2 separate regions of the Mus musculus genome follow, and region 2 is linked to region 1. The links are chromatin loops, found by intact Hi-C in ENCODE. Cell type or tissue: left cerebral cortex. All regions are shown on one strand. Each heading gives the region's core, and the rest is flanking DNA. Links, peaks and the distances in the headings are about the cores only. Region 1 overlaps Gm34406 (a long non-coding RNA gene). Region 2 holds the start of Nanos1 (nanos C2HC-type zinc finger 1).

The links. A loop is a pair of places that touch in the nucleus more often than their neighbours do. Peaks named below come from ENCODE experiments on the same cell type or tissue, not always from the same donor. Only the 100,000 strongest peaks of a DNase experiment are listed, where the experiment ranks them.
Region 2: it touches region 1 in a loop (9-fold over the local background); 3 of 42 quality-filtered maps call a loop at or near these places.

Annotation. Positions count from the first base shown.
Region 1 is chr19:60,674,316-60,690,871 of GRCm38, reverse strand. Gm34406 (a long non-coding RNA gene) reads right to left here. Exons shown (of 3, transcript XR_386854.3): 2 at 6,134-6,260; 3 at 5,176-5,343. It overlaps Gm34459 (a long non-coding RNA gene), which reads left to right and starts at 14,398. Exons shown (of 4, transcript XR_386855.3): 1 at 14,398-15,538. In left cerebral cortex, for the core only: no CTCF peak of the experiment used is centred there; DNase peaks (open chromatin) are centred at 8,477, 9,057, 9,849 and 11,601.
Region 2 is chr19:60,743,843-60,758,017 of GRCm38, reverse strand. It overlaps Nanos1 (nanos C2HC-type zinc finger 1), which reads right to left and starts at 2,031. Exons shown (of 1, transcript NM_178421.3): 1 at 1-2,031. The coding sequence starts at 1,752. The coding sequence ends at 949. In left cerebral cortex, for the core only: a CTCF peak has its summit at 2,168; DNase peaks (open chromatin) are centred at 1,209 and 2,123; H3K4me3 peaks cover 2,693 bases; H3K27ac peaks cover 1,607 bases.

The sequences.
Region 1 (16,556 bases), core at 7,659-11,658:
CTCTCACGGTGAGAGAATATTTCTATTCTATTCTATTCTATTCTACTCTACTCTACTCTACTCTACTCTATTCTATTCTATTCTATTCTATTCTATTCTATTCTATTCTATTCTATTCTATTCTATTCTATTCTAGGAGCTGGACAGGATATTTTTAAGTCAATTTGACACAAGCTAGAGTTATCCAAAAGAAGGGAACCTCAACTAAGAAAATGCCTCCATAAGACCCACTACCAGGCATTTTCCTTCTTTCTTTTCTTTTCTGTTTTCAACAATCAGATTTTTTTTTTTTGCTGGCTCAGGCAAGGGTACATAGGGAGCTGGGGGCCTTGAGGATCTGCTTTCTCATCTCAGCAGCCAAAGAAATGGGGCATGCCCAGTGGCTCATGGTTTTGTGATGGTTTGTATATTCTTGGGCCAGGGAGTGGCACCATTTGGAGGTGTGGCCTTGTTGGAATAGGTGTGTCACTGTGATGTGAGCTTAAGACCCTCACCCTAGTTGCCTAGAAGTCAGTCTTCTACTAGCAGCCTTTGGATGAAGATGTAGAACTCTCAGCTCTGCCTGTGCCATGCCTGCCTGGCTACTGCCATGCTCCTACCTTGATGATAAGGGACTGAACCTCTGAACCTGTAAGCCAGCCTCAATTAAATGTTGTTTTTATAAGACTTGCCTTGGTCATGGTGACTGTTCCCAGCAGTAAAAACCTAACTAAGACAGCTTTCTTGTATGTTTCTTAGCTTCTGTACCAAGGGACCCTGGTACTTGAAAGGAAACTGGTCTTGATTTTGGGTGGAGAAGAAACTCTGTCAACCCAGTGGAGCCTCTATGTGATTGTATTTGCACTGTGAAGTCAAGGTAGGCAGCTTGTCAGACAGCCTTGTGATTGTTGATTTACTCTGGCCACCTTTAGACCACTCTGAGAAGGATGTTGGAGAGTAAGAAGAGGCTCAGCCAGTTTTGGTTGGTAATTAAACCCTATGTTGGAGGACCTGAATTTGACCCCTGGGATTTACATGGTAGAAGAGAACTGACTACTACAAATAGTCTTCTGACCTTCCCATATATATCATGGCATGTGTGTGCCCATGCACACACAACCCACTAAAATAAAATGTCATAAAAAAAACCATTTAATTGGTCCCTGGAATGGCCTGAGGACTTTGGATGGTCCTAGTCAACTTCTTTTGAGGCTTAAACCTGTCTGGTAATAAATGTATCTGAGTTGGTGTGAAACTGAGCCTGAGGAGAAACTAGGGATGATCTTGACGCTGGGTTGTCATCAACAAGTCTCCCAAGTTCTGAATGATGGTGTATATCTGTAACCTCAGCACTGGAGAGAGGGAAAGAGAGAGAGAGAGAGACAGACAGACAGACAGACAGACAGACAGACAGACAGACAGAGACAGAGAGAGACAGAGAGACAGAGAGAGACACACAGAGAGACACAGAGAGAGACACAGAGAGACAAAGAGAGACACAGAGAGACAAAGAGAGACAGAGACACAGAGAGACTTAGCTTGATCCTCAGCACTGAAAAGATCACTACTTTCAGGATACATTGGCTTTAGTTGGCTTGACTGTGACTGGGGTTATCAGTAGTTTGAGGGGGGTTGATGAGGGGGTGTAACCCTTCCCCATGGCTTATCTTCTGTAACAATTCTTTGGTGGTGGAGGCTTGAAATATTCCACAGGGCTTCATCATTTTTTGGTTTATGGTTAAAAAGTCTAATTCTAAGATTTGGGTTTGGGGAAAGTTGGGGAGCATAGGAAAAAGATGAGGCAGGATATGAAGGACTTAGGGTAGAAGATTCAAGGCTCAAGTGACTATTTTTCTGTAGGGCATTTTCTTAATTAGTGATTGATGTGGGAAGGTCCAGCCCATTTTGGGTGGTGCCATCCCTGGGCTGGTGGTCCTGGGTTCTATAAGAAAGCAGGCTGAACAAGCCATCGGGAACTAGCCAGCAAACAGCACTCCTCTGTAGCCTCTGCATCAGCTTCTGCCTACAGGTTTGGGCTCTGTTTGAGTTTGCTGCCCTGGCTTCCTTGGATGATGAACAATGATATGGAAGTATAAGCCAAGAAAACTCTTTCCTCTACATCTTGCTTTTGGTTATGATATTTAATGACCAAATTAGTTAGGTTAGCAATAGCAACCCTGACTAAGACAAGATAACTTGTCTCTTATATGTCTAGGTTTTGTATTGCAAGGCATTCTGGCACTAGATTAGTATTGAGTGGGCAGGGACTGGGAAGTACACATTTGGATTATCTGTCATGATTCAAACTCCAGTTGTTAAAGCACTTAGAGAGGGACCAGGTTGAAAGGGGTACTTGGTAAACAGAGGAATCATGCAAGTTGAAGGCCAACTTGGTTCACAGAATGAGTTCTAGGCTAGCCGGGGCTACATAATGAAACCTTGCCCTTAAAACCAAACTAATAAACAACACATAGAGAGTGAAAACCCTGTCTGAGAAGTTACCTTCATACAAGGGGAGGGGAGTGAGGGGTGGTGGGATCTAAGGATGGTTCTGTTTTATCTTGGTTCTGTCTGTCTTGTGATCTGTTCTTCTAAGCCATGCTAATTAGGGGCCAGAAGAGACCCCAGATATGAACATAATTGTTTCAGCTTTGACCCCTTGGTGCAGATGGTAGCAGAAATATCAGCAGAAGGTGAACATCTCTAAGCCATCAGTCAGGATCAACAACTGAGGCATGAGTGCTGCTTATGAGCCTAGCGGTGGACAAGTGCCTGATCCCTCTCTAGAGCTATGCTGACTCTGTTGCTCAATCCTGTGGGCTGCTAAGAACTGCTGTGCTGACTGATGTTCCTTCTGGCTTGTACCAAGTGCATATCCCAGGAGTCTTGGGCTGATCAGGCCTATGTAGCTTTTGTAGGTTCCTGTGCTTGTCCCTGAGCATCCCAGAGCTTCAGTCAGCCCTGGACCCATATAGGAGGTCTTCTCAGTGGCTTCCCCAGAGATCCTCCATTGTCAGGGTGATGTGGGCCTCCATCTAGAATCCAGGGAGTTTCCTTTTTCTCCCATTCTCAGAGAGGCAGCACATACCTGTCTGATGCTAGTGTTCTCTGAACTTAAAATCACCAGTGTTTATTCAAAGAGCTGATGCAGACATAATAGCCAGACAGGAAGACTTTTGCAAGTAGCCTGGATATGCAGGCTTTATTGGGGCTGTGAGCCACTTAGTGCTGACTACGTTCATGGAAAGAAAGTAGATCAGTTACTCTTCTCATTACTTGGCAAAATACCCAACAAAAAGCAATGGAAGCAAAGAAGGAAGGAGGGAGGCAGAGATGGAGGAAGGGAGAGGGAAGGAGTAAGTAAGTAAGTAAAGGTTTATAGTGGCAGGTGTGTGAGAAAGCTGGTCACATTGCATCTGCAGTCAGGAAGCAGAGAGATGAATTCTGGTCCTCAACTAATTTTCTTCTTTCTGGGACCCCAGCCCAGAGAACGGTGCCACCTACGCTTAGCGTGGAGCTTCCCAACTCTGTCAAACCTTTCAGGAAACACACTCACAGGAAAAACCAGAGATTGCATTGCCATGATGGCTCTAAATCCCATAAAGTTGACGATGAAGAGTAACCATCACAGGGAGATGGAGTTATGCGTATATGTAACAAATGCTTCAAACATAGATTGTTACCCCAACAATTGACCTTGTCACCCAGCATCAGTCCTCTGGGCATACGATAGGAATTAATATGTTTATTGACTAACAACTCTCAGACCTGTCTATTTATATTACAGAAAGGGGAGATATTGGTACCTCCCATTTGGAGGCACTGAAGACTTGAGAGAAAGACTAAAGGGGGTTTATAGGAATTGGATTTGCACTGGCTATAAATGCTTTGTACGTTGTCGGAGGCTGTAGGTTAAAGTTTTCTAATTAATATCACATCATCAGCCCAGGTTGGGAGCTCTTTAGCCTCCCTCCCTTCCTAAGAGCCCTGGATTTCACCCTGCAATCAAGTTACCACAATATGGCTCTCAAAGAACACCCTGAAATCATTCACTGGGAACTGGCCTGACAGATGGGGGTTAGTCCTTCCTAAGTTGTTTAATGGCTAATTACATGCTATGGAGTGCCAAAATTCAGTGAGACCCTGTTAAAAATAAATCCAGTTGTTTACAAGGCATATGATAGAAATTCAGGTTTGGTATTCTTCTACTTTTAGGGTCTGGGTATTGAGGCTTTGGCAAAGGAGAGACCTGGAAATAAAACCACTGTTTTTATAACAGACCTTTTACCTTTAATGCCCATTTTATCCCAGTAAGTGCAGAAAAGTATGGAAATATTGCCATGCTCTTTGGTGCAATTTCCAACTGTATTTTTTTTTCTGTTAAAAGCCCCCAAAGGGAGTACATTTCTCTACCTACTTATTTGCCACTGTCAAAAGATAACAAAATGCATGCATGACAGTCTCTGCTGTCAGTCCTCAACAAATATGCAATTATTTCAGGCTACTGCTTTAAGGAAAAATTATTTCCACAGAAGAGACTTTCCTCTTTTCTGAACATAAGTGGGGTGGGGTTGTTGCCTCCAGATGTTTTCAATCCCTGAGGACTGCAAAGGAACATCTGCTTCAACACATGCAGGTTGCTTTCCTGTAGCAGTGCTAGCTCTGGTGCCTTTTTGTGAATAGCAAGTGAAGGACACAGAGTAATTTCTCTCACAGCCTTAGAAAACCTATCATTTCATGACATTCCATGGGGATGTTGGGCAATAAGTGATGGGAAGGTTTAAAGGGGAGGAGAAAATAGACAATTTTGCCCACCACAATCCAGGACAGATACATAACGGGAAGTTCTTGAAAGATACACAATTGACTGCCTGTCACAAATAATTGATGGCTGAGATCCTGAAGAATGTGGCCATGATAAAAATTCTGTATAGATTCTCACACACTCGGCATCCTCCTGACACCTCACTGGCTTCCTTTTTGCAGAAATCTTTGTGGGATCAAATTAGAAGCACTGTTTGCTGAAAGGCAATATTCCCTCCTCCAGGTTTATGAAAGCAGAGCTCCTTGTCTCCTGGGGAGCTTCGGTTTGGCTTTTATCTTTACACTGAACTCCAGTCTTGAACTTTATGACAAATAAGTGCACATAGCAATGACATAACGGACATACCTTTTGGTAGAAGGATAAGGAGGACTCACCTGATTACTTGAAGTCTGGAATGAGTTAACACAACTCTCTCAGATTTGGAAGGGTCATGGAATTTTTTCCTAAAATATTCTGCACTGTTTCGTGAATTTTGCTCAAGTGAGGAACCACTGTTGTGAATGGACAGAGGAGGGTGGTTGTTTGACGTCCAGTGGGAACTAGAGAAAGAGAGACATAGACTACCAGGTGGATGTTATAGGAGTGTTACTGTTGGCTCACTGCAGGGAGAACCTTTGCTCCCTGAGAAGAGAAACAAGGCTCACTTTACGTGGAGAACTGGTCCCTTGTTATGGAGGGAAACTAGATAGAACTGGAGGGGTTCTTGGGAGGGCTCCTTAGCAGTTTGTGTCAATGAAACAGATGATCTTTAAACATGGCAACAATGGTGCATGCATGCCTGTAACCCTAGCACATAACAAAGGTGTGTGTGTGTGTGTGTGTGTGTGTAGATAGAAGTCTAGGATCACTGAGGCTTGCCGTTCTACCAGCCTAGATCCAGGTTCAATGAGAGACTCTGAAGAAAGAGTGATAAAGTTGGGCTCTTTCCTTCCTCCTCTGTATGCATGGCTATGTTTATTTGCATATGTAGGTGAATATATCACTCCCCATACACACAAAGACTTTATAACCCTTTATATCATGTCAATCATTCTACCACTTGTGAGGCTGGAAGAGGTTCAGGGTTTCCCACAAGGCAGTTGGTCTCACCAATGTTTTCTTCATTTGTTTCAGAGAGTCTTTTTTTTTTTTTTTTTTTTGGTTTTTCAAGACAGGGTTTCTCTGTATAGCTCTGGCTGTCCTGGAACTCACTTTGTAGACTAGGCTGGCCTTGAACTCTTGAGCTCAGAAATTTGCCTGCCTCTGCTTCCCGAGTGCTGGGATCAAAAGCATGAGCCACCACGCCCGGTGTTTTTTGTTTGTTTGTTTGTATGTTTCAGAGAGTCTTACCTCACTATCAACTTCAGCATGTTAAACCTTGTGCTGATGACACGTTCCCTTTTTGAGTAAAGACAAGGTTTCCCACATGTGTTCATTACTCTGCAAGAAGACAAGTGGTAGACTGGCCACCTCAAACCTGTAAAAACAAGACAGGACAAAAATGACATTAGCATGAACATTTTTAGAAGTTCCTTGAACTTCCCTTTTGCAACTTCTCATTTCTGCAGGTTCCCCTGGGCCCTCATGTGGCAGGTAGACCCTGTGCCAACATTGCCTTTTTTAAATTTCAATCTTACGGCAGTGATTCTCAACCTTCTTAATGCTGTGAGCCTTTACTATGGTCCTCATGTTGTGGGGACTTCAACCATAAAGTTATTTTTGTTGCTACTTCATAACTATAATTTTGCTACTGTTATGAATTGCAATGTAAATATCTGATCTGACATGCAACCCCCATGAAAGGGTCATTTAACCCTCAAAGGGGTTACAATCCACAGGCTGAAAACCACTGCTCTATGGTGAATTGTGTAATGGGTTCCAAACTTCTCTAAGCTGGTTCACCAATGTAGTCAATCTTGTAGGTGATAAAGGGCATTTCCAGCTTTGAAATTAAGTAAGGGACACCTTCACAAGGAAGTGATTGGCTTTTCTGGAGTTGCTGCTCCAGCATCCATTCCAGAGAGTAGCATCATCTAGCAGAGACTGGAAACACTTCTCTGGATTTGGATAAATATATACATACTGCTTTCAAAAGGACAAATCTGTGTACTCTGTCATCTCCATGAGTTCTACATAGCCTTGTACATCTATATGTATAGAACAGTCCAGAAAATTCCCACCTCTTTTTTATTTGGAAAGAAATTATTCCCATTCTCCAGAGAAAGAATTAGATGTGATCTCTTTAGGGACTGGGGAGGTAGCTCAGTCAGTAAGCGTATGTGACCCAAGCATGAGGACTCAAGTTTTGATTTCCTTGTATCTGTATAAAATCCAAGTGTAGTGACGTCCATGCTCGAGCACTGGGGAGGTGGAGACAGGAGGATCCCTGGGCATTTGCTGGCCAGTCAGGTTAGCCTCATCAGTGAGTCCTAGGTCCTAATGAGAGACTTTGTCTCAAAGGAGTTGGAAAGCATTTCTGGCGATAACATAAGGTTTTTTCTCTGGCCTTCATAGGCATCACACACACACAGACACACACACACACAGACACAGGCACAGGCACACGCACAGGCACACACATGCACACACACACACACACACACACGCGCACACACACACACACACACACACACACACACACACACACACAGTTGCACAAATGCCAAAAAATTACATATGCAGGTATTGGTAGTTTTTAACCATACAAAACATAGTACAGGCAAACACTCATCACTATTTTGAACTTGAATCCCAAGCTTTCCAGCCTCTTTGTAACAGAATTGGTTCTTAACACTTTAAAATAAGTCATTACAAGTCTGTGTATATACTCCCATCAATCCTTCCAATGATCCGTGCATCCACTCTTTCCAAACAGATACCATTTATCAAACCTCTGTTTGTGCCCAGCATGGTGCCAAGGACTGAAGACAAAGACACTAATAAGATGAACTTCCTGCCTGCAAGCTAGTGGTTAGATTCTAATGGGAAGATGTTCTGCCATTTTGAGGGCCCCTCTGATTTCTGTGTAGTACCCTTAGTATGACCATATAACTCAACATCAATGCAAACCAGTGGTCTTTTCATGAAAACATACTAATCATAACATTTCCTCCTACTCTGCAAAGTATCTTCAGTATTCAAACTGTATCTCTGTTTCATTTAAATCCCTTTATAAGATGATGATTCTAAGGAACTAAATTTAGTTTTGAAAACTGTTCTGAACTTTGAAGTCATTAAATGTAGGCTTTGTGTGTGTGTAATATGACAGAGAAAAATTGCAGGCAGTAGCATCTATATTGAAAATTCTGAACTGGATTGCCATCAATTGCTAATAATACATCATAATTATTCTTATAGGGTTAAGCTTTTCTCTTTCCTCTTCCACCTGCCTTGCTGAGATAACCTCTAAGGATGTCCGGGAGGACGGGAGGGCTAGAATTCAAAAGCTTTCATGACAGCTGAGCTCTCCATGCAATTCATTATAGAGAAAAGATGGGGAGGGGGCTGTCAGCCAAGATAATGACTGTGCAATTTCCAGTCCATTCTCCTTGCAGCCAGATCTTGGAGGCAGCCCATGGACCAATTTCATCAAGCAGGCCTTGCTCATCTCTCATCTGTCTATATTGGGAAAGAGGTTGTGTCTGGATAGAGGGAGAGCAAGCTGGCAGCAGGGCTAGTGTGGGAGATTTGGAGAGGGATAAGCTGGGGAGGTGTCATCCCTAAAGCTTCAAATCTTGGGGTTCTTGGGTGTGGTACTGTCTGACATCAGTGCCGAGATAATGAAAGCAGAAGGTGGAAGGCATGGGAGTGATGGAATTGGGGGTGGGTAGTGTGTGTGTGTGTGTGTGTGTGTGTGTGTGAGTGTGTGTGTGTGTGTGTGTGTGTGTGTGTGTGTGTGTGTGTGTACTAGCCCAAGCTGTGTTCCCAGCTTTTTCTGCTTTCCCAGATTTGAGCCCAGAGCCAAGCAAAGCAGTAACTCCATAAATGTTTGTTGTCTGACTGATTGTGATGAAGAAGGAGAAATAAATGCAAGGTATGGGATTAGTGACAGCCATGAAATTTATGCTCAGCTTTTATGGAAAATGAAAATCACAAGCTGGCCTTCAATACTCAAGCCTCTTTGTGCCAAGGGAATAAGATTCTCTGCAGGGAGATTATAGCCTGGGAAGCAGGACTGATGTGAAATTATCTAATGAGAGGAAGCTCAGACATCTCTAGTGCCATCTTTACAGGGACCCAGGGTTTTAAACGAACACTGGTTGTTGCATCTGTTATGGCAGGCTAGACCCAAGGAAGTCTTGCACACACTCAAAGAGAAGCCAAGTGGATCTCTGAACACAAGGGCTGTGGTTTCTTCCAACTAGAGGTTGGCAGGTGCCACACATCTGAGTGTTCTGTGTAGGTTTCTGTTTTCACTTTCACTATGAGAGCTGTTTCATTTTCTCTCCTAGCCCTGCTACCTTCCTTTCCTGATGCCTCTTTCTATTTATATGTTCTTGGCAGATTCTCAAGGTTATAGCCACTGCTGAAATACAAACCTTCCCTCATTGCAGTAGGGAAAAGCCAACCCTGAATGCTATATAGGAAGTAGCACTGGTAAGGGGAATATAGAAGAGCTATTGGATAATAAGTATTTAAAGTCTTTCTTGAGCCCAACTCCTTCAGAAAGAAGACAACAACAAACAGTTTCAATTGTCCCTCTTTATCAAACCTTTGCTGTTTCTATACATCCAAATTTTAAAGAGGGACTAAGTTGCTTGGGATGAGCTCTGTTTCTTCAGTCTCTCTTATAGTCACTGTAGCCATGTGATTGAATTCTGGTTACAAGATCCAAGCACAAGTGATAGATCTAACTTCCTTTGTCCTCTTTCCTTTCATTATTAAAAGCAACTAAGTATGACAGCCTTCACTAATCATGAGATTAATTTCAGGATTCCCCCACAGATGTAAAATTTCATAGAAATTCAAGACTCTGAAATACATTGGCATCATAATCACATACAAATGCTCCACATCCTCCCTGCAGACTTGGACTCATCTCTGGAATGTTCACACTTGCTACCCTGTGCAATGAAGATGTTGTGGAAATGGCTGTTGGGCTGCATTGTTTGGGGAATAATAACAAGAATACTGTTGTGCATATTCAAGAGATAAAAATATTTGGTACTTTTGTGTAATACTAGGGATTAAATCAAGGGACTTGAAAATGCTAGGCAAGAGGTCTACCATGGATTTCTGCATCCAGCTCTTTTACAGAACATGTTTGATCCAATCAGCTCAATCCCATAGATGTAGGGTCAAACACTATAATTTACATACAGAGTTTAGTTGCATGACCCAAGGGAATTTGACAAACACACTCTACTTAAGACAAAGGATTTTTTAATCATCCAAGAAAGTTCCTTATATCTCCCTTTCTAATACATCCTTTCTCCCTGACCTATACCAAACGAATCTCCAGGTCTTCCTAAGCATGAAATAACCACAAGCACTAGTTAGTTTTGCTGCCCCCCTTTTGAAATAGGGTCTTCTATGCAGCCCAGGCTGTTCTCAACTTATTAAACCAGAAACCCCAGCCTTTCTAGTGCTTGTTCTTGACATTGATAGGAGTGGAATTTTATGGCATGTCTGTAAGCTTTTGGTGTGTGGGGATCCTCTCATTCAACATTGTGAGATTCATTCATGTTGTTGCTTGAAACTACTGTTTATTCCTTTTTATTGCCAAGTGATGCTTCCTCGCAGTGATATATTATATTTTATCTATTCTCCTGTTGACAGGCAATTGATGTTTCTGGTTTAGGAATACTAGAAATAAGGCTACTGTGATAAGTTGAATAAATCATGTAGAGTATTTTTAGTTCTCTAAAAAATGGAATTGCTGGATTGGTGGGTAAGGGGTAAGAAATTTCCAAGGAGTCTCTCAAAGTTGTTTTATTTTACAGTCTCTTACAGCAGCACAGGAAGGTGAAGGTGCCTCATATCCTCAGTAATGTTTACAACTATGGGTATTTTTAATTTTAGCCATTCTAGTGGGTATTTTGGTGGTATATATTGCATTTCCCAGTTGTCTGTTGACCAATGACATGGAGCCCTTTTGTGTACATATTGCCTATTCATATTCTTACATGTCTGATTTGCCCACTGTAAGAGTGTATTGCTTATATTTTTCAAAAGTTGCATCCACTTCTGATGTAGAGTACAAAGAATCATCTTACCAGGGCTTCCTTACATCCGTCACTGTTTTCAAGACCTATAAAAGTGTATGATTTTTATTTTGTCCAGATTTTTGTTGTTATTATCACAGGATCAAAAGTCTTTCCAGGGACTGACAAGGTGTCTCAGGTGGCAAATCATCAAGCATAAATATCTGAGTTTGATTCTCAGTATTAACATGTGGAAGGAAGGAGAGAATTGATCCCCCCTAAGTTGTCCTCTGACCTCCACATGAGTACCATGTCATATATGTATGCACACATATAAATAAACAACCAGATAAATGTAACAAAAAAATGCCTCTTCATCCTCTTGTTCCCAAATCCTAGTAAAACTTGGGGAGAAATATCCTAAATGGTATGAGTGTGCCTTTCTTGTTTGCTTCTCCTTTTTGAGACTTGGAAACCTGCAGTGGTCATGCTTCACACAGCTGAGGGGTGTGGAAGGCCTAAGGGTAAGGGGCCTTCCCCTTTGAGACGAGACGCCCTAGAAAGAGAATCCCCAGAACTTTGATATGACCTTGCATGTTAAAGGCTCTGACAATTGGGTTTTTCTGATTTAAGCAGCCACATCTGTTTCTAGCAGACACAGCAGTTGGCTGAGATTTTGCTTGGCAATGAGTCACTGGAAGAAGCTAGAAGTAGCCAGAGGATGAAGGGAGTTGAATGATACTATTTTGAGAGGTCATGAAACTTTTATGACAGAGTCTAGCTGGCAGACATAGGGATATAGGAATGGGGCTTGAGGGTTCTAGACCATCTCCTCTTCTGGCTCAGGCTTTCTGTCCCAAGGTGAGGGCAAGCAGCCTTATGCCTCCCACCCCCACCCCAGGAGCTGGGTTTACTGCATGTTTTTCCCACCATGATGAACTGTGTCTTTCCCACCATGATGAACTGTTCCTACTCAAACTGTGAGCCAAAATAAAAATCCTCCTCTCTTGTTTCTGTCAGGTACTCTGTCCCAGTGTTGGGAAAAGTAGCTAACACAGGAAGCTTCTTGTTTGTGGCTTCCTCTTGAGGTGTGTAACAGTTTCTTTTCAAAGTTTTAAGTAACTGTACTTTGGGTTTCTTTGGGTGAAACCCTGTGCTGAGACATACCTTGAAAGAGGTTCATTTTATTTAGGTTTTAGTAAGTATTGGAACAAGCCTGAGACTAGAGGATGGCTTGGTTAGTGAGATTCAGCACTTCTCTTCTGAGAAAGAAGCAACATTTACAAAGTCTTATGCTCAAATATCTAGTCTAGAAGGGTTTGGGACCAGTGCTGGTCAGTGTTCCCCTGTGTCAGATGAGGACAATAGCTGCCCACTTCCTGTATTATGGTGAGATTCTCCTTTAGAGCTTCATGGGCTTTATGGGGACTTACTTGCTTCTCAGCTTGGCTGTGAGCTGACAATCAACTGACTCTCATCTAAATCTGTTTCCCAGTTGGGAATTCAGCATTGTGAAGCTGGTGAATCATAATTTATCCGCGCATCATTTCTAGGATCTTCACTGAGTGGGCAAAAATTGGAAGGGAAATACTATTTCCAACCCAGAACTAAAAGCTGAGGCCCATGAGGGAAAGGGGACTCACTCAGAAGCAATAGCCATAGTGCTACTGGCCCTGAGGCCAGTGTTTTAGAACATATGGTCCAGGGACCTTCTTACTCCTGACTCCAGGTATGCAGGGCACTAAAAGGACATAGATGAAAAGAAGCCAGAAAAATGGCTGTTTTTTTGGCTTCTCAGTAACATACTGGAGACCTGTCTTCAGTTTCCTAGTTTTTTTTTTTCTCCATGATAGAAGCAGAAAGCTAAACTACTGTTACAGCAGTAAATTCATTCCTGACCACAAAATCAAATTCCACCATCCTGGACTTGGGGGTTTTCTCCCACATACTGATGATCACAGGTAGAAAAGATGAATCAGGATCAAGTCATGAATGGCTTTGTCTAACTCAGTGGTTCTCAGTGGAGGGAGGGAGTGATTTTGTATATTTGGCAATGTGTGTAGATGCTACTAGTGTTCATAACTAAGAAGAATATGAGGAGATACTTCTGGCATACACTGTAGAGGTCAGGGGTAGTACTAAATACCCCACAGTGCACAGGGCATTTCTTCATGACTAAGAATTATTCAGGCCAATTGATAATGCCCTTATAAGCTAATTATATATAATATAATAATAATCAATGCAATGGGAACTTCATTAGTTCTGCTGTACCTGAGAAGTGCCAGGCCCATAGTCTCAGTGCCACCCACTTGGAGTGCCATCTCCAATGGAGAGATCATATTCATCTGTGTTTGATTGCATCCTTTACACACACCCTAGTCATTCCCCAACTTCCCTCCATTTTCAAGGGTGGACCTAAGAAGACTACAACTGTTCAAACTGTACGCAGGAATCCTCCAAGGATCTTATTCACACACAGATTCTGAATCCCTAGCTTTGGAGTAGTCTGAGGTTCTGTGTTTCTAACATTCTTGTAGGTGATGCTGGCTCTCTGGTCCACAGACTAGACTTTGAGGAGCTCTGAGAAGACCACATGTTGCTCCTCCTCCAGTTCCTATTTACTTTTTTCCTGCGGATTTCATCAATGTGCCATTAGTACACTGGGGGAATACCATGGAGACATGCCCTCAGCTGGACTCTGCCCCTGTTGGTTACATTCTGGCCGGGTTCACCTCTACTTGAGACTGAGAAAGTCAATAGAAGCTGAAAGGTTTTGATGTCTCACATTGGAAAGCTCCTAATTATTTTGTCCATTTTTGCCAATATCAATTTTGAATATGTTTACTTAACATGTTTTAGTTACACTAGTATATTTCCTCTCTAAAATAAAACATATTTAATGTCTAATCAACATGACCCAATTCTCTTACCACATACCATCTTCAAAAAATTTCTTACAGATTTAAAAAGAAGACTATGGTGACTTTTTTTTTTTTTTTGAGACAGGGTTTCTCTGTGTAGCCCTGGCTGTCTTGAAACTCACTCTGTAGACCAGGCTGGCCTCAAACTCAGAAATCCACCTGCCTTTGCCTCCTAAGTGCTGGGATTAAAGGCGTGCACCACCATTGCCCAGCCTATGGTGACTCTTAACTCATGATCAGTCTCTATGCCAACTGGCATTGGCAAGTTAACTGACCTCTGAGCTCTGCCCTGTTCACATACAGAATGGAGTTAATGATTCTTGTGTTGTAGTGTGGTAGACATTGTTTAAGACAGGGCATGCAAGTGCACTTAGCGTAGAGTCATTTACAATTAGCTGGGTTTTTCTTTAAGTGTATCTAGGATTTTGTTTTAATCAGATAGAACAAAATGACAAAATCAAAAAACAAAAAAACCCAAAAAACTAAAACAACAACAACAACAAAAAAAAAATAAACCAACCAACCAAAACAAAAAACAAAAAGGAAACCTTAAGAGAAGAACATAGTGCAGTTCCCAAGAGGACAGACATGCTCTACCACCCAAGGCTACAGGAGGAAGCACCTGGGTTAGATAGAAGGCAAAGGAGGCAAGGGCAGAATGTGGCCTTGAGTCCTTACGGGAACATCTATGAGGACAGATGGGCAAGGCGGGAAAACCAAATCTGAGCAGGTTTACATATCATGGGGGCTCTAGGCTAGATAGGTAGTGTCTAGTTGCTGGGTGCTTGGCTCTAGGCTGATCTCAGGCATGGGGAGTTCTGCCTTGAGTACATGAGGGCTGTTAAGGAGGTGATTATATATATATATATGCTTCAGGTTGGTTGGTTTGTATGTGAAGGATGTTGTGCTGGTTGGTTTCTGTCGAGTTAACACAAACTTATACATATCTGGGAAGAGGGAATATTAATTAAGAAAATGCCTTAATAGGATTGGCCTATGGTGATTTTTTTGGATTGGTTTATTGATGTGGGTGGTGACACCCTTGGATAGGTGGTCCTGAATGGCCTGAGAAAACAGTCTGAGCAGGTCATAAGCACTCCTCCAAGGCCTCTGCATCAGAACCTCCAGGTTCCTGCTCTAAGTTCCTTCTCTGACATCCCTGGATGATGGACTCCAAGCTATAAGCTGAAATAAGCCCTTTTGCCCCTATGTTTCTTTAGCTAAGGTGTTTTATCACACCAATAGAAGCCCTAACTAAGACCCATGTATTTGTAGGACAGCCTTAACTATCTGTAGGAATTTGTTCCCTCAAAAGGACAGGCTCTCTGGCATTGGCAAATCCCAGGATGTCAAAATATAATAAAACCCAGAGGATAAAAAAATGTGGTCAAGGTGGTGGTATGCATGGCTCAGGGTCATGAACACCATGTCCCTTGCCAGCTGAAGTGAATGTGGTTACTTTTAGTGGCTGGCTGTCCCTTTGTCCTCCTGGAAGCCTTCTCCCTCTGCCTGCTTTTCTTTTACAGGAGGTTGGTGACACCACAGTGTTCAATACTCAGACTTCCAGATTACTGTGCAACAGAGACTCCTGTGTCACCCTAAGCACTGGTGTTGACAGAGAAGAGAAAAATCGCAGATGCCTGCCTCTCCTAAGCCCAGGGCACGCTGTGTGTTTCGATTTCATGCTGGTAAGATGAAGCTAATTTCAGCTTCTTGGCTGATCTGATTCCAAGTGAGTAACCAGAAGCAGCATGCAACAGCGCTAGTACCTGCTGCTGCAGTTAGAAACCAATTGAGAGCACTCAGCTTCCTAAGTGAAGCTGCCCTTTGTGTAGGAGGAAGGGAAGGAGGGGCTGGGGACCAGACTCCTCTGCAAGTGGCCCCCATGCTGGGCCAGCACATCCCAAGGCTGACTCACAACACCATAGAACAGACTTCCGTGAAGCAGGATCCTTTTGAGATTCAATTGAACAAAGTGCAATACTGACAGCCATTTGAGGAAGGTTGGGCAAGCCTAGGATGGAGAGGCAGAAATCATTTTTTTCCTTGGAGGTTAATGGATACTCTAGGTGCTGGGAAGGGGACTGCAGCCACTAGGATTTTTGTTTTTAAAGCTGCAATTAACAAGTAAGTCTATTTGAACAGAGAATGGGGGAGGTATAGCTATAATCCTAGCACTATCATCTGAAGCACAAGGATGTAAGTTTGCAGCCTACTTGAGCTGTATAGTAAGTTCAAGTGTAGTAAGGGCTACATAGAAAGATCCTATCTTAAAAAAAACCCAAAAAACCAACCCCCAAAACAAAAAACAAACAAACAAACAGACAAACAAACAAACAAAAAACCAAAACGAAAACAAACCCAAACTAAAATTAATAACAATAACAATAATGTTGGCTGACTTAAGGGACTTTAAAATATTGCCTAAGTGGATGTCCACAGAGGCAATGGGCTTTAGGATAGTGTGACACTGAGCTTCATGAAGTCAACAAGGTGTCTGCTTTGCCTTGTCTGTGTATGTGTTCATGTAAATTCAAATGCATGTGCATAAACATCTTTGAGGGTCAGATGTTGATAACAGGTGTCTTCTTCTATTGCCCTCTCTACCCTTTTTGAAATAGGATCTCTCACTGAAGCTGGAGCTAGCTCATTCTATTAGACTAGCTGGCCAAGGAACCTCATGGTGTATTGCTGCATCCAGCATTG
Region 2 (14,175 bases), core at 1-4,000, 75 kb before region 1:
TGAAAGGCAAACAGCCCAGAGTAGAACCTTTTGGAACTCGAGTTATTGCATTATAGTTCCCCATTTTCTATTTAGGAACCCTGAACTTGAGCAATCAAGGTGGGTTAACACTGCTCTAAATAGGTTTCCTCCTTTCTGAGGAGGAAATGTCTTAGCATCAGACACAAAGAATTGGACCATCGGGGTAGTGCATAGAGAAAATGCTAAGCAGGAGTTACTGGGGAGATTAATGGATTCATAATACTGTCACTGTATAAATACACGTCTCTCAAACAGCACCGTTTCCAAATATGTACACGATATGATTAAGCCTTGGCACAGTTAATTTTAAGGATTGGAAAGACTACTTGCTAATTCAGAATATCTGATGCATAAAAGGATAAGGAACTGTATTCTACCTGCTACAGATTGTGCCTTTAAGCCTCCCATCTAGGACAGAAACAAGCCACGAGGAAGAACACCCTCTCAATACTGGGAAGTGCACTAAGTTGCTTTACCTGCAATTAGAATGACAAACTAAAATAAATTAATTGCATCAAACAATAAAAGTCATTTTGCCGACATTCCATACAATTGTTAGTTTTACACTCAGTTCAGAGGCTATTAAAAATACTTTAGACGTTATAAAGTGCCTCCATTCATAAAACGAAACATCCAAGATGAGAGACAATTTCATACGGTTGCGCACCTAAACTAGGCCGACGTATACAGTAAACAGCGCCTCATTCACCGCAACTCAACCGGTGGTACACCCGCTCAGCCCTCACCGTTCTGGATGCGCGTTTTAGAAACTAGGGACAAAATTCAAGATTTCAACGTCAGAGACCGACCACTCCACAAGAAAGTGCTGCGCTCCTGCGGCTTCCGTAAAATCAAGACGACTTCCCAAATTGAGGCAAGGGAGAGGAGCGCAGGTTTCAGGTGTACACAGCTTGATGCAGCCCGCTCCTAGCGCAGCTTCTTGCTGGGCAGGCTGTCCCTGTTGCTGCGCGGCGGCGGGCGGACGGTGGGCGGTGGCACTTTGGAGAGCGGGCAATACTTGATGGTATGTGCGTTGTCGCCGCTGGCGCCGCACAGGGGGCACGTGTAGCGGCGCAAGACCGGGCACAGCACCCGGCCGTCCGGGCCCTTGAGGATGTGTGTGGTGTAGAGCGCCACCGCCTCCTTGTTGTTCCGGCAAAACACACACACCTGAAGCTCCGGTTTCAGCAGACGTGCGGCGGTCGCCCCGGAAGCCGCGTGCAGACGAGGCTCGGCAGCCCACGCAGGGCTTGGCTCTTCGCGCGGCGTCACTTCGGCCGTGGATGCGGCGGCGGCGGTGGTGGAGGCGGTGGGCGCGCAGCCCAGCAGAACCGCGGCGGCGCGCCCTGCAAACGGGTTCAGCTCAGCGAAGCGCTCCTCCAGCAACCCGGGCTCAGCGGGGCCGGCACACAGCTCTAGTGCGCGCAGTTCCAACGCACCGCCCAGGTAGCGGCCCCCGGCCTCCGGCTCTTCGCCGTCATCGTCTTCATCGTCCTCGGGCGGCCCCATCGTGGGCCCCGCCGCCGTGGGCCCGGGCCCCTCATGCGGGGAGCCGCGGTCGCTAGCCCTGGTGATGAGCGTGGCAAGCCCCAGGTAGTCGTTCCAGGAGCTGAAGGGCTGCGGGTGCACCGGGCCCGAGGCGCTCACGTAGCGGGCGCTGGGCACGAGCGCCATAGGCGCGGGGGCGCGGGCGCGGCGGGGCGAGCGTGGCGCCCAAGGGAAAGCCTCCATGGGCCGGCAGCGGGCCGCGCGCCTCCCCGCCGCCGCCGCCGGCAAGGGCCAGACGGAAGGGACGCAGGAGCTTGCCCGCCGGCCTGCCGTGGGGTAGGGCAGCCTTGCTTCCTTTTATCGCTCCCGCTTTCTCCTGTGCCCCTCCTCGCTGTCTCGGCCCTGCCCCCTGCGATCCTCCGCCCGGGCCACTGCGCCCGCGCCCCCGGACGGAGGCGGAGCGGAGGCGGGCGCGCGCTCTTCTCCAGCCCCGCGCGTTTCCTGCGCCCCGTGCGCTGCGCCCACCTCACCAGCTGCGGGGCGCCTGGCATCCTGCGAGGGGGCGGGTGAGGCGCCGCCTCGGGCCCTGGCGCTCAATGGCTGCGGACCTGACTCCGCGGGCGCCGGTCGGGACGCTGATTGGTGGCGATCGGGGAAGGGGCGGGCGGCGCTTGCTGGGAGGGAATGGCTGTGCAGAAAGCGACTGAATGAGGCGGTGGCTGGGGCTTGCTTTTGCACGAGCGTGGAGACCTCAGCCGGTAACCCAGCTTGGGTTTTTGTTTTTGTTTTTTTCACTGCGGGGTATTGAGGATGCCAATGGCACAGATCGCAATGAAGCAACTGGGATGCACTTGCATCCACTTGCAGGTTTGGCTGGACCGGGTTTATGGTTTGAAGCTACCACTTTCCTTTTTATCATCATCAGCAAGAAAAGCTGGGGGAGGCAAGGCTAGGCGCTAGCTCCCATCAGAGCCCAGCTAAAGACCCAGTGACTTCAGTTGGCACAGCGCTCTGGAGCACTTTCCACAGGGTGAAGTCCTCCCACAAACTTTGAGGCTCAGGGAGGAAGCTCACGATTTATATAGTTTATATGGTAGTGAGTAGTGGAGGATCAAAACAGGTCCAACAGGTGTTCAGAAATTGGGGCCGTAGGCTGTTCACTTACTTAGGTTAGGTGGAGGCTACAACTGGGCTAGAAATTCTTACTACGGACCAGTTTGTGTGAAGCTCCTCTTCAGGGTGCTTATATGGAAATCTAGGGTCTGTGGAACTTGAAAAACAGCATATTCAATGCTTTGAAACAGATAACATTTTCTCTTTTTGGTAAAACCCTGGAAAATAAAGGACTTACTAGGAGGGAAAGAAGTAGTCTTGCTCTTCCCTGGAAAAGAAGCAACTTAAAGTGATAAACACCAACAACCTCAAAAAATAATTTGAAACTAGGAAAAGACACCGAGGACTCTTCTGGAATGTGACCTAGGATGAGGGTCAGAAAATGCTCTGCAGAGGAGAGGGCTGATCTAGCTTTCCCACTCTGTACCGTACAGTGTCAATGGAAGCAAGGTGGTAAGACCTCTCCTCTGATGCTGTGAGTTTTCTTTGGGTGGTAGGTCACATTCACATGTTTTGGCTTAGATTTTTTTTTTTTTTTTTTTTTTTACAAACCTACTTCAATAAAGGTTCTTCAACACATCAGGCTACCTTATAGCCTACCAAAGGTAGGGGAGGAAGAACGGTTAATAGGACAAGGGGGTCATGGACCTGTTTAGAAGTAGTTATTCCGACCTTTGTTGTCAGGATATCAGCAGTCCAGTTCAATAGTGTCACCAAACATGAATCAGTAGCTGCAGACCAATCCAGAAGAAACCATGAGGCTCCAACAATGGGCGTGGGTCCATGGAAGTGGCAGGAAGCCGCCAAAATATGAGGGTTTTTTTTTTTTTGTTTTTGCAAGTTACTCTCTATGAAGTCACGAAAAGTGAAGATCAGCAAAGAAATCACGCCAATGTCAGAGCATTGTCAGTGAAGACCGGCATCCGCCAGCAAAGTCCAATGAAGGCCAGTAAGGCAAACCAATGCCACAGTGTGTCTGTTGGGTTATACAAAGGATGCTCAGAATTTGGTTCTGGTTTGGGTTAGGGTTAGAATGAATGTGCGGGTGAAACAGATCACTTGTAAGAGGGATCTTTGGGATCATCTAATTTAGTCTTTACAGGTGAAGAAAATGAGGACACCCCTCCCCCCACAAGAAGAGATGGAGTTCTTGAAGGTCAAACAGTGACTATGTCACGGTTAGAATCAGGACTCAAGGCAGGCGACCACCCTGAACACCACAGCACAGAAGGTTTTTTTAGGCTAAGTTTGTATTTACATCGGTGCGTAGCTGGAAAGAAGTAAGTTGGAATTGTGCGGCTTTGCTTGAGCCTATAGCCTTGTGATTTTTCCACCCAGCCTCTTTGTTCCCTGAAATACAATGACTCTGTGACTTCTTATATAAGAGTAAATGCCTACACCAATAATTTTGGCTTGTTTCTCGACTAGCTCATAACCTGTTCATTGTAGTCTAACTCCTCAGTCTCACGCAACTGTCTCCTTCAGTGTTCTGGGGCGGATCTCCTCATTTATTTTATTCTGTGAATGTCACGTGGCTGCTTATTTCTCAGTTTCATGCATCTGTGTCCTCCAAGTTTGGGGCAAATCTCCCGTGCCTAAATCTTTCCCAGAACTCAACTCTTTTCTTTCTTTCCTTTCTCTCTCTCTCTCTCTCTCTCTCTCTCTCTCTCTCTCTCTCTCTCTCTCTCTCTCTCTCTCTCTCTCTCTTTCTCCCTCCCTCCCTCCCTCCCTCCCTCCCTCCCTCCCTCCCCCCTCCCCCCTCCCCCAATCTCCTACTTCCTGACTCAGCTGATTGGCCATAGGCTTTTTTAAATTGACAATGGGGGCTGGTGAGATGGCTCAGTGGGTAAGAGCACCCGACTGCTCTTCCAGAGGTCTGAAGTTCAAATCCCAGCAACCACATGGTGGCTCACAACCATCTGTAACAAGATCTGACGCCCTCTTCTGGAGTGTCTGAAGACAGCTACAGTGTACTTACATATAATAAATAAATCTTAAAAAAAAAAATTGACAATGATGCTTCCATACATTGCACAAGAGATTCTACATGAGCTCCTGCCTGCAGGGAGCTGTACAGAGCCCACTGGTGACAGGGACAGAACCTGAAGCCAGAAAAGGGCTTCTATTCTGATCAACTGTCAAGTTAGGGCTTGAAGATACATTTCATGTTCTTTCTCATGTCCTAGTTTCCACTGTTTGGTAGAGACCTGAAGCCAGGCAGGGATACTCTGCACTTGACAGTGTAGTTCCTTTTTTAAAGTTTGTGTTGAACTCAAGTTCAAAATCACCCTTTATGCCCACCCCCACCACCCTGCCACCAGCACCAAAAATAAACAAGTCTCCCACAGAAGCCTGGCAGTTTTGCTGACACTGAACTTGAGTTCTTACCACAAGCATGGTGGCCCCCAGAGTGATATGAAGATTATTATTCTATAAATGGAAAATTCCACTCTGTACATCTGTCTATGCAGCCTGCATACCTTCAGTGAATGCAAAGTTTTCAAGTTCTGAAGAAGGAGAATTCTATTCTGAGAAAAACTTCAACAAGCAAAGTTTAAACCTTCTGGTTACTATGTTTGCTTCCTCTAAGACAGGCTGGAGGAAACAAGAAACAGGACTTTTGTGCTTCTCCATATGTTTCTTAGTCCTTGGGTTGAGTGAGAAAAAAGCTTAAAAAAAACCTATTATTGTGTTTTTGTGTGCTCCCCCCCCCCCCGTGTGTGTGTGTGTATGTGTGAGAGGGACAGAGAGAGAGAGAGGCATTGAAGCACAAGTGTGGAGGTCAGAGGACAATTTTCAGGAGTAGCATCATCTACCTTTGAGTGGGTTCCAGGGATTGATCTTAGACTGTGTGAGGCTTGCAAGGAAAGTACTTTTACTTGCTGAGCATCTTGACAGCCCAAGTCTAAAATGTTTATGTGAGTAAGATCAAATGCCTTGTCTAGTTCCTACAGCCTCAGGGCATGGGTGATGGTACAGAGAGGTCCTGGGTGGATGTAGGAGTGTGAGTATCCTGGGACACAACTGCTTCTCACTGCCACCCTTACTCATTCTCAAGTGTTACATAGGCGTTTGGCCCAGAAAGAAAAAGATCATGAAGGCCTTTTATCTATCTATCTATCTATCTATCTATCTATCTATCTATCTATCTATCTATCTATCTATCTAACTTTTTTTTCTTTTTTCTTGGATATTTTCTTTATTTACATTTCTAATCCCTTTTCCCGCCCCCCACTTCCGGGAAATCCCCTGCTTCTATGAGAGTGTTCCTCCATCCACCCACTTCCACCTCCCTACCCTCGATTCCCCTACACTGGGCGTCTATCAAGCCTCACAAAGGCCTTTCTTTGGGGGGGGGGAGTTGTTTGTTTGTCGAGACAAAACCCTGTGTAGCCCTGGCTGTCCTGGAACTCACTCTGTAGACCAGGCTGGCCTCGAACTCAGAAATCCACCTGCCTCTGCCTCCCAAGTGCTGGGATTAAAGGCGTGCGCCATTATGGCTGGCTCCACAAATGCCTTTTAAATGTCCCTAGGTGCACACATGGCTTCTACACAAAGGGAGATTTTGCCGTTAGTGACTTTGAAAATCCCAGAGTGGGTGACTGCTCCACATCTGGGCTAAATTAACATTTACTTTTTGTCTCTGAACAAAGGCCTCAGCCTGACCATGAATTCTCCGGTTCTCTCTAGGGCAGAGCAGATAACAGATATCTTCCTGGGTGATGGGGCAGTTTGTCCAGGCTTTAAGAAGCTAGAGATATTGTTTGTTGGGCAGTGCATTCTCACTAGCCTTTCTGCTAGACTTTGAGAAATACCTCAAAGGGATTTTTCCTATCCACTTCCATGCTGTAGACTTAGTAGGTAGGCCCAAGTCAGAGAGGCACTGGAGGAATCTGAAGGGCCTTGACCTTGTCCATGCCATAACTGGCCAAGTTTTGGGCTTTGCCCTCTGTGACTCTATGGAATCTTAGAGTCTTAGAGTCTATGAAATCTTAGAGTCTATGGAATCTTAGAGTGGAGACATTCCTGGGTGAAGTGGCTTTATTGGTCCCTGGTGGGGTCTTTGAAGAGACCTGTAGCTTTGGATGAGAGACCTAAGGTCTCTGGGCCCCAGTCCCTTCCTGTGAACCTTGAAGGAGATCCTCTGGGAAAATGGCAGACACCCTGCCTTGCTTTGCTAGATCTATGTTCCACCTTCACCTTGTAACTTATTTTAGCAAGCAGACAGCTTAGTTTATAGTTCCCAGTGAGAGGGGAGAAGGCTAGTGATCCAGTCCTCCTTGAACTTGAGATGTAAGTAGTTATCTGTTAGGAGTTTTCTCCTTCTGTATATGAAAGGAAGCTGCATTCATGAAATCTCAACAGTATGGCTGCCTAAATAAGACCTGAAAAATGACAACATGTCTGTACGAACAGGGGAAATTTCACAAGGTCCCAGCCCTAGATGAAGAACTACAGGTAATTAATGGTTGTTGAGAGAGGAAGTTTTCTACAGGCATGAGCCCAATAGGGTATCTAATCCCAGGTGTCAGCTCTAACACACATAGGAGCAACACTAAAAAGAGTCTGCAGGTTATGTTTATAAATTTATATGTATATATGTAACAATAATAACTAATGAATAAGCTGGGAGGGTGACACATGCCTTTGATCCTAGCACTTCAGAGGCAGAGACAGGTGGATCTCTTTGAGTTTGAGGCTGGCCTGATATACATAATGAGACCCTATCTAAAGAAGAAGGAAGAGGAGGAAGAAGAGGAGGAGGAGGAGAAGGAAAGGAAGGAAGGATGGATTAGTAGTGGAAGAACACAGAAATTGGAGGAAGGAAAAGAAGAAAGGAAATGATGAAACACAGCATTCACATATAAATTTCTCAAAAAAAAAAGGAAAGTTCACATAACAAAAAGCTAAACAACTCAGAGGCCCCTTCCTCGGCTCAGGTAATGGAGCTGGAGTAGACCTGAGGTAACAAGGCTTCATGATAAAGCTGGCACAGTGGTGGGTTATGGGTAATGCTTATTTTTAAGAAGCTGTGTTGACATTTTTGTTGGTGACTTGTTACAAGACACATAATTAAGTGTCTTTGTGATTAGGGCACTTGGAGTTGGGTCCTTTTACTTGCAACTGGCTTTATTTCTCCTTTGGAACTTTGAAAATGTATTTGTCACTTGTCAAAAAGCTTTGCATTGTTCTGGCCAGGCAGAGGTGATACCCATGTCAGGTTATTTTTACCTTTTCCCCTACCTCCTTCCTCTTTCCCTGTTTGAGCTAAGGTCTAACTATGCAACTCAGGTTGGCCTGGGACTTAATGTGTATGTAGCCCAGGTTGGTCTCTAATTCAGGATCCCCCTGCCTCCACCACCTAAGTGCTGGAATCAAGAGTGGGTCACCTTTCCTTGTACTATATGACAATTCTGTATATGTGGACGAGGACTGGAAGGGAATCAGGAGACTCCAGTCAGGGCATCTCTTCTCTCTTGCCTTGGGTACAGTCTCCCAGCTGAGGGTACTGATTTCAACACCACGGCACCTGGCAATTCAGCCCATGAGCCCAGGTGCTTTGATTTCTCTTGTTCTTTAGACCTACCTGCTGCTATACATGTTTCACAGAAGTGAATGAGGGGTTCAGGTAGGTAGGCTGAAAACATGTGTAGCGTCTTACAGCTGGATGGTAGTGGGGTTTCTCTAAACCCTCAGATCTCTGACTATTGCTACCTGTGGATGGGCTGTGGGTGATTTGTTTAGAATTCTCTACATCTGGCCTTAGCACTCTACTCATTCACCCCCTAAGGGACCATCTTCTTCTCACTCATCTTCAGTCCTGCTCTGACAGAAGTGGTGAATGCAAAATGGCCCAGTCACCTTGGAAAACAAGTTTATTTTGTTCACTTTGGTATGAACACGGCGCAGGGTTAGTATCTGAAGAACTGTCTGCCAGGTACATAGTTTTTTTAAAAAGTTAAAACACGGGATGTGGGTATAGTTCAGTGGTAGGGCACTTTCTGAGCATAGGCAAGGTTCTGGGTTCCATCTCCAGCACTTAAAAAGAGAGAGAGAGAGAGAGAGAGAGAGAGAGAGAGAGAGAGAGAGAGAGAGAGAGAGAAAAGTCAAACATACAGCCAGACCTGATGACATCTGCTTTCACTGGGGAGGCTGAGTCAGAACAATTACAAATTTGAGGCCAGTCTGGGAACAGTGTGTTTCAAATTAAGAAAAAAAAATCAAACATAAAATTACTCTGTGTCCCACTAATTATACTGGAGAAATGAAAGTACAGCTCTCCACAAAGCCTTGCATGCAAATATTCTCAGAGCGTCTCTCATCCAGAACCTGAAATTCAACCAAGGTTTTATTTACTGGGCAATAATAAGCAAAGGCACCGAGTGGAATAGTCTTCAGCACTGAAAAAGATCAAACATGGAGTAAGGCGGATGAACCTCAAAACATTATGCACTGAGAAAGGAGTCAGACACAATAGACTGCTGTTGTCTGCAACTTACTTATATGAAATTTCTAGAAAAGACTGTGCCAGAGAGCAGATCAGTGGTGGTCTATAGCAGGTGGTATTGGCTGCAAACAGGCATGAAAGACCTTCTGGTCATGATGGAAGTGTTACTAAACTTATGGTGGTGAGGTTTGCACAACCATATGAGTTAATAATCTCTTTGTGGTGGGTAAATTTTATGGTGAGATACATCACACCCCAATAAAATTATTACAACTGTTCACAGCAGCATTGTTTGTTTGTTTGTTTGTTTGTTTTTGTTTTTGCTTTTGGTTTTTTCGAGACAGGGTTTCTCTGTGTAGCCCTGGCTGTCCCAGAACTCACTTTGTAGACCAGGCTGGCCTTGAACTCAGAAATCCACCTGCCTCTGCCTCCCAAGTGCTGGGATTAAAGGTGTGCGCCACCACACCCGGCAGCAGCATTGTTTTTAATCGCCCCAAACAGTAAATAGCTCAAAAGTTCATAAGCAGTAGAATGGATAAAAGCTAATATGTTGGGCTGGTGAGATGGCCCAGCAGGTAAGACCTGGACCTTCCGAAGGTCCTGAATTCAAATCCCAGCAACCACATGGTGGCTCACAACCTCCTGTAATGAGATCTGACACCCTCTTCTGGTGTACTTATTTATAATAATAAATAAATCTTTTTTTTTAAAGCTGATATGTTTATTCTGTGGATTCTGTCGAGCACTATTAATGAGTCAATTATAGCAACATGAGAAAACATGGTACCAGGAACATAAGGTGAGTGACAGAAATACAATTGGAAAAGAGTGAACTGTATGCCATTTCTTTTGCCAAGATATTTTGTAAATGGCCTTCAATATGCCCTGATATTTGCTCTGGACTCAGCATACCAAACCAATAAAGAAGTTTAATGGTAGTAATAGGGTTTTGGGTGATTGCAGGAGCTCTAGTAACCAATTAACTAAGTTGTAAACAACTAGTTAATCTGTAACAAACTGACATATTGATTGAGGAGGTCATAGCCAATTTGTTTTCTACCTCTCGATTCTATTCTAAGAGTTGTCTAATGTTGGTTGATAGTCTCAGAATCACTTTTGATTTTGCTTAAACACAAACTATTCAATATAGTTGGTCTAAGAAAATTTCCCTTCCTACCTCCCTTTCTCTTTCTTTCTCTCTCTCTTCCTTTCCTTTCATTTCCTTTTTCCTTTTTCCTTTCCTTTCCTTTCCTTTCCTTTCCTTTCCTTTCCTTTCCTTTTCCTTTTCCTTTTCCTTTTCCTTTTCCTTTTCCTTTTCCTTTTCCTTTTCCTTTCCTTTTCCTTTCCTTTTCCTTTCCTTTCCTTTCCTTTCCTTTCCTTTCCTTTCCTTTCCTTTCCTTTCCTTTCCTTTCCTTTCCTTTTTTCTTCCCTTTTCTTTTATTTTGATAGGGTCTTACTATGTAGCCTTGGTGGGCCTGGAACTCACTATGTATACCAGGCTAGCCTTGAACTCACAGGGATACGCTTGCCTCTGTCTCCCAAGTACTGGGATTAAGGATGTGAGCCGCCATGCCCAGTGAAAATTTTCCTTTTAACACTAATAAACAAAACAAAGTGTTACTTAAGGATGACAAAGACTGGGCTGGCAAGATGGCTCAGTGGTTAAGAGCGCCGACTGCTCTTCCGAAGGTCCCGAGTTCAAATCCCAGCAACCACATGGTGGCTCACAACCATCCGTAACGAAATCTGATGCCCTCTTCTGGAGTGTCTGATAACAGCTACAGTGTACTTACATATAATAAATAAATAAATCTTAAAAAAAAAAGGATGACAAAGACTGCCTGGAGATATGACTCAGTGGTCAAGAGTGCTGACTAGTCTTTCAGAGGTTCTGAGTTCAATTCCAGCAACCACATGGTGGCTCACAACCATCTGTAATGGGACCCGATGCATTCTTCTGGTGTGTCTGAAGACAGCTACAGTGTACTCATATAAATAAATAAATTAGAAAAAAAGGATGACAAACACATATGGTATAACTCTAGAGAAGAATAAAGGGGTGGTTTGAGGAAATAATTCAGTCAGTAGAACAGTAGAGTGTTTGCCTTGAGAATACAAGGACCTGGGTTTCATCCTCAGAGCCCACATTAAAACACACACACACACACACACCACAATAAAAACAAAACCAAACTCCTGGGTGTCTTAGTTAGAGTTTTATTGCTGTGAAGAGACACCATGACCATAGCAACTCGTATTAAGGTAAGCATCAGGGCTAGTGTATAGTTCAGAGATTTAGTCCATTATTGCCATGGTGAGAAGCATGGTGGCATGCAGGCAGACATGATGCTGGAAAGGTAGCTGAGAATTCTACGTTTGGATTGACAGGCATCAAGAAGAGAGAGAGAGAGAGAGAGAGAGAGAGAGAGAGAGAGAGAGAGAGAGAGAGAGAGAGAGAGAGAGAGAGAGAGAGATGACCTGGCTTGGGTATCTGAAACTTCAAAGCATACCCCCAGTGACACACTTCCTCCAATAAGGCCACATCAAGGGAATAGTGCCACTCCCTATGAGCCTAGAGGGAACATTTTTATTCAGTCATCACAGGTACAGTCCTAACATATTACCAGTGATTTTCCCTGAGCTGACTAGATTTCCTCCTCTTCTAGTGCAATGGTCCTGAGCTAGGTTTTGGGGTCAACACATTCTCTCACCATGGAAGTCAGCAATGAGTCTTGGCCATTCTTAGTAATAATGTGATACAGAACCTCTTACCCTTCTTATTCACAAGGAACCTAGCGATCAGTCTGGCTTCCTGCCTGATCCAGGCTCATCTCTCTACTTTAGGGCCAAAGGATTAGGAACCTGAACTTCATTTCCAACTAGACTTCTTTCCCTTTGCCATGGAAGACGATATAATTACAGGTTGGATGGCCATTCTTTTGCCTCCTATACTGTCTAGGGGACCTTGGCAGGTAGTTTCTTCATCTGTAATAAGCTTTTTAATACCTCAGCACTTGGGTGTTGAAGGTGGTCAGTCCTTGGTTGTCTTTTAGTACAACTGTCCTCCACATTGTAGAACTCTGACAGCATCCCTCAGCTGTTTATCAGGAGTGGAAGCTTTCTTTCGGCCATTGCCACTTGTCCCTTGGAGGGGAAGTCACCCCTGGATGAGTACTGCTCTCTAAAACAGCTGAAATTCTTACCTTTGGGTATAGTTGTGAAGATCTGGTGATAGAATGTAGTAAGGTTCCCTCCATGGTGTCTGACCGTATTTTTTTTTTTTAAGAATTAAATTTGGGGGACTGGAGAGATGGCTCAGTGGTTAAGAGCACTGACTGCTCTTCCAAGGTCCTGTGTTCAAATCCCAGCAACCACACGGTGGCTCACAACCATCTGTAATAAGATTGGATGTCCTCTTCTGGTGTTTCTGAAAACAGCTACAGTGTACTTAAATAAATAAATAAATAAATCTTAAAAATAATTAAATTTGGTCTTTTGTATTGATACATAAAACATAAAGATCATGCATGTTTATGGGGGTATAATGCTTATATCATATGTACACAGTATATAAATTAGGGGTATATAAAACCTGCCCATTCTCCCAAGCATCTATCATTTCTGTACAGTGGAAACATTCAAGCTCCTTCTAGCTCTTAGCACATATGTATTTAAAACTATTGAAAACAACAACAACAACAAAAAATGGTTTGGTAGAAGAGTCAATACCTCAAAGACAAAGATACTGTTTTTCCTTTTTAAAGATTTGTTTTTAAGTGTGTTTGCATGCTTATATGTATGAAGATGCCCATGGAGACCAGAAGCATCCGATACGCAGGAACCGGAACTGAGTTGTAAACCACCTGGTGTGGGAACTGAGAACCAGAGTTGGGTCCTTTGTTAGAACAATATGTGCTCTTAATTGTTGAATCATCTCTCCAACCCCAAAGCTACTTTTTAATGAAAACTCTAAAAAAAAAAAAAAACTCTTTAAACTATTCAAATACTAGGTTCCCTTCGTGTTATTAAAAAATTAAAAATACAGATGACATTATTATTTTTCTTCTGATTCTGCCCATCTTGTGCCATTCCCTCCCCAGTGGTGACCCATGAGATCCAAGTACCACAAGGGTAAGTATTTTATTTATTTAAGACAGCATCTCACAATGTAGAGCAGGCTGGCTTGGAATTCATAGAAAAAACCAAACAAACATTTGCTCCAAGACATCAAGGATATAAAGCTTTTTATAAAATATACAGAAAAGAGGGCCAGCAAGATTGCTTGGAGGGTAAAAGCTCAATTAAGTGGTATATGGAGAAGCCCTATGCCACTTGTCATTGAACTGCATTTTTGAAAGCTTTTTATTGATTTCTTGTGAGCTTCACATTCTGCACCCAGTCCCGCTTTTCTCCCTGTCCCCTCACATCTGCCTCTCACTCTGGCAATCTCCCTCCCAAAATAAAACACACACACACACACACACACACACACACACACACCAACAAAAAACATAGAAAACATCTCATTATGGGATCTGTAGTATGTCACAGTGTTTCCCACAGTATATCCCTATGTCTATACATTCTCACTTGCAAATGTTCACTGTAATGAGTCATTGGTCTGGTTCGAGATCTCTGGCTTTTGACACCATCAATACTGGATCTTCATCTGGACTCCTCCCAGGTATCCTGTTATTGCCCCATGCCATGGAGATCCTGCAACTTTGCAATAGCAGGACTGGCTTTTACATACCAAGCAGATAATATCCATTTTGGGGTGAGCCATCTCAGAGCACCGTATCTGGGCCTGGCTGATAGCAAAGCTGGTCCAACCCCTCTCCAGCACTACTCTGGCTAGGCCACCCGATGCTGTCACCAGTAGGAAGGAAGCAGAGTCAGTTCTTGTCTCACACCCTCAGGGCCAGCTCACCTGCACCCACACTTCCAGATTCAGCTTCATTGTGCTTCCCAGTCAAGGTACAGATCTCATTCTCCCAAATGCTACAGCCTTTGAGGGGCTGGGTCAGCTCTCTGGCTCTCACATCTTTGAGGCTGGCTCACTCTGCTCGAGTGTTGTATCTAGTAAGGGACAGGGCCAAATCATC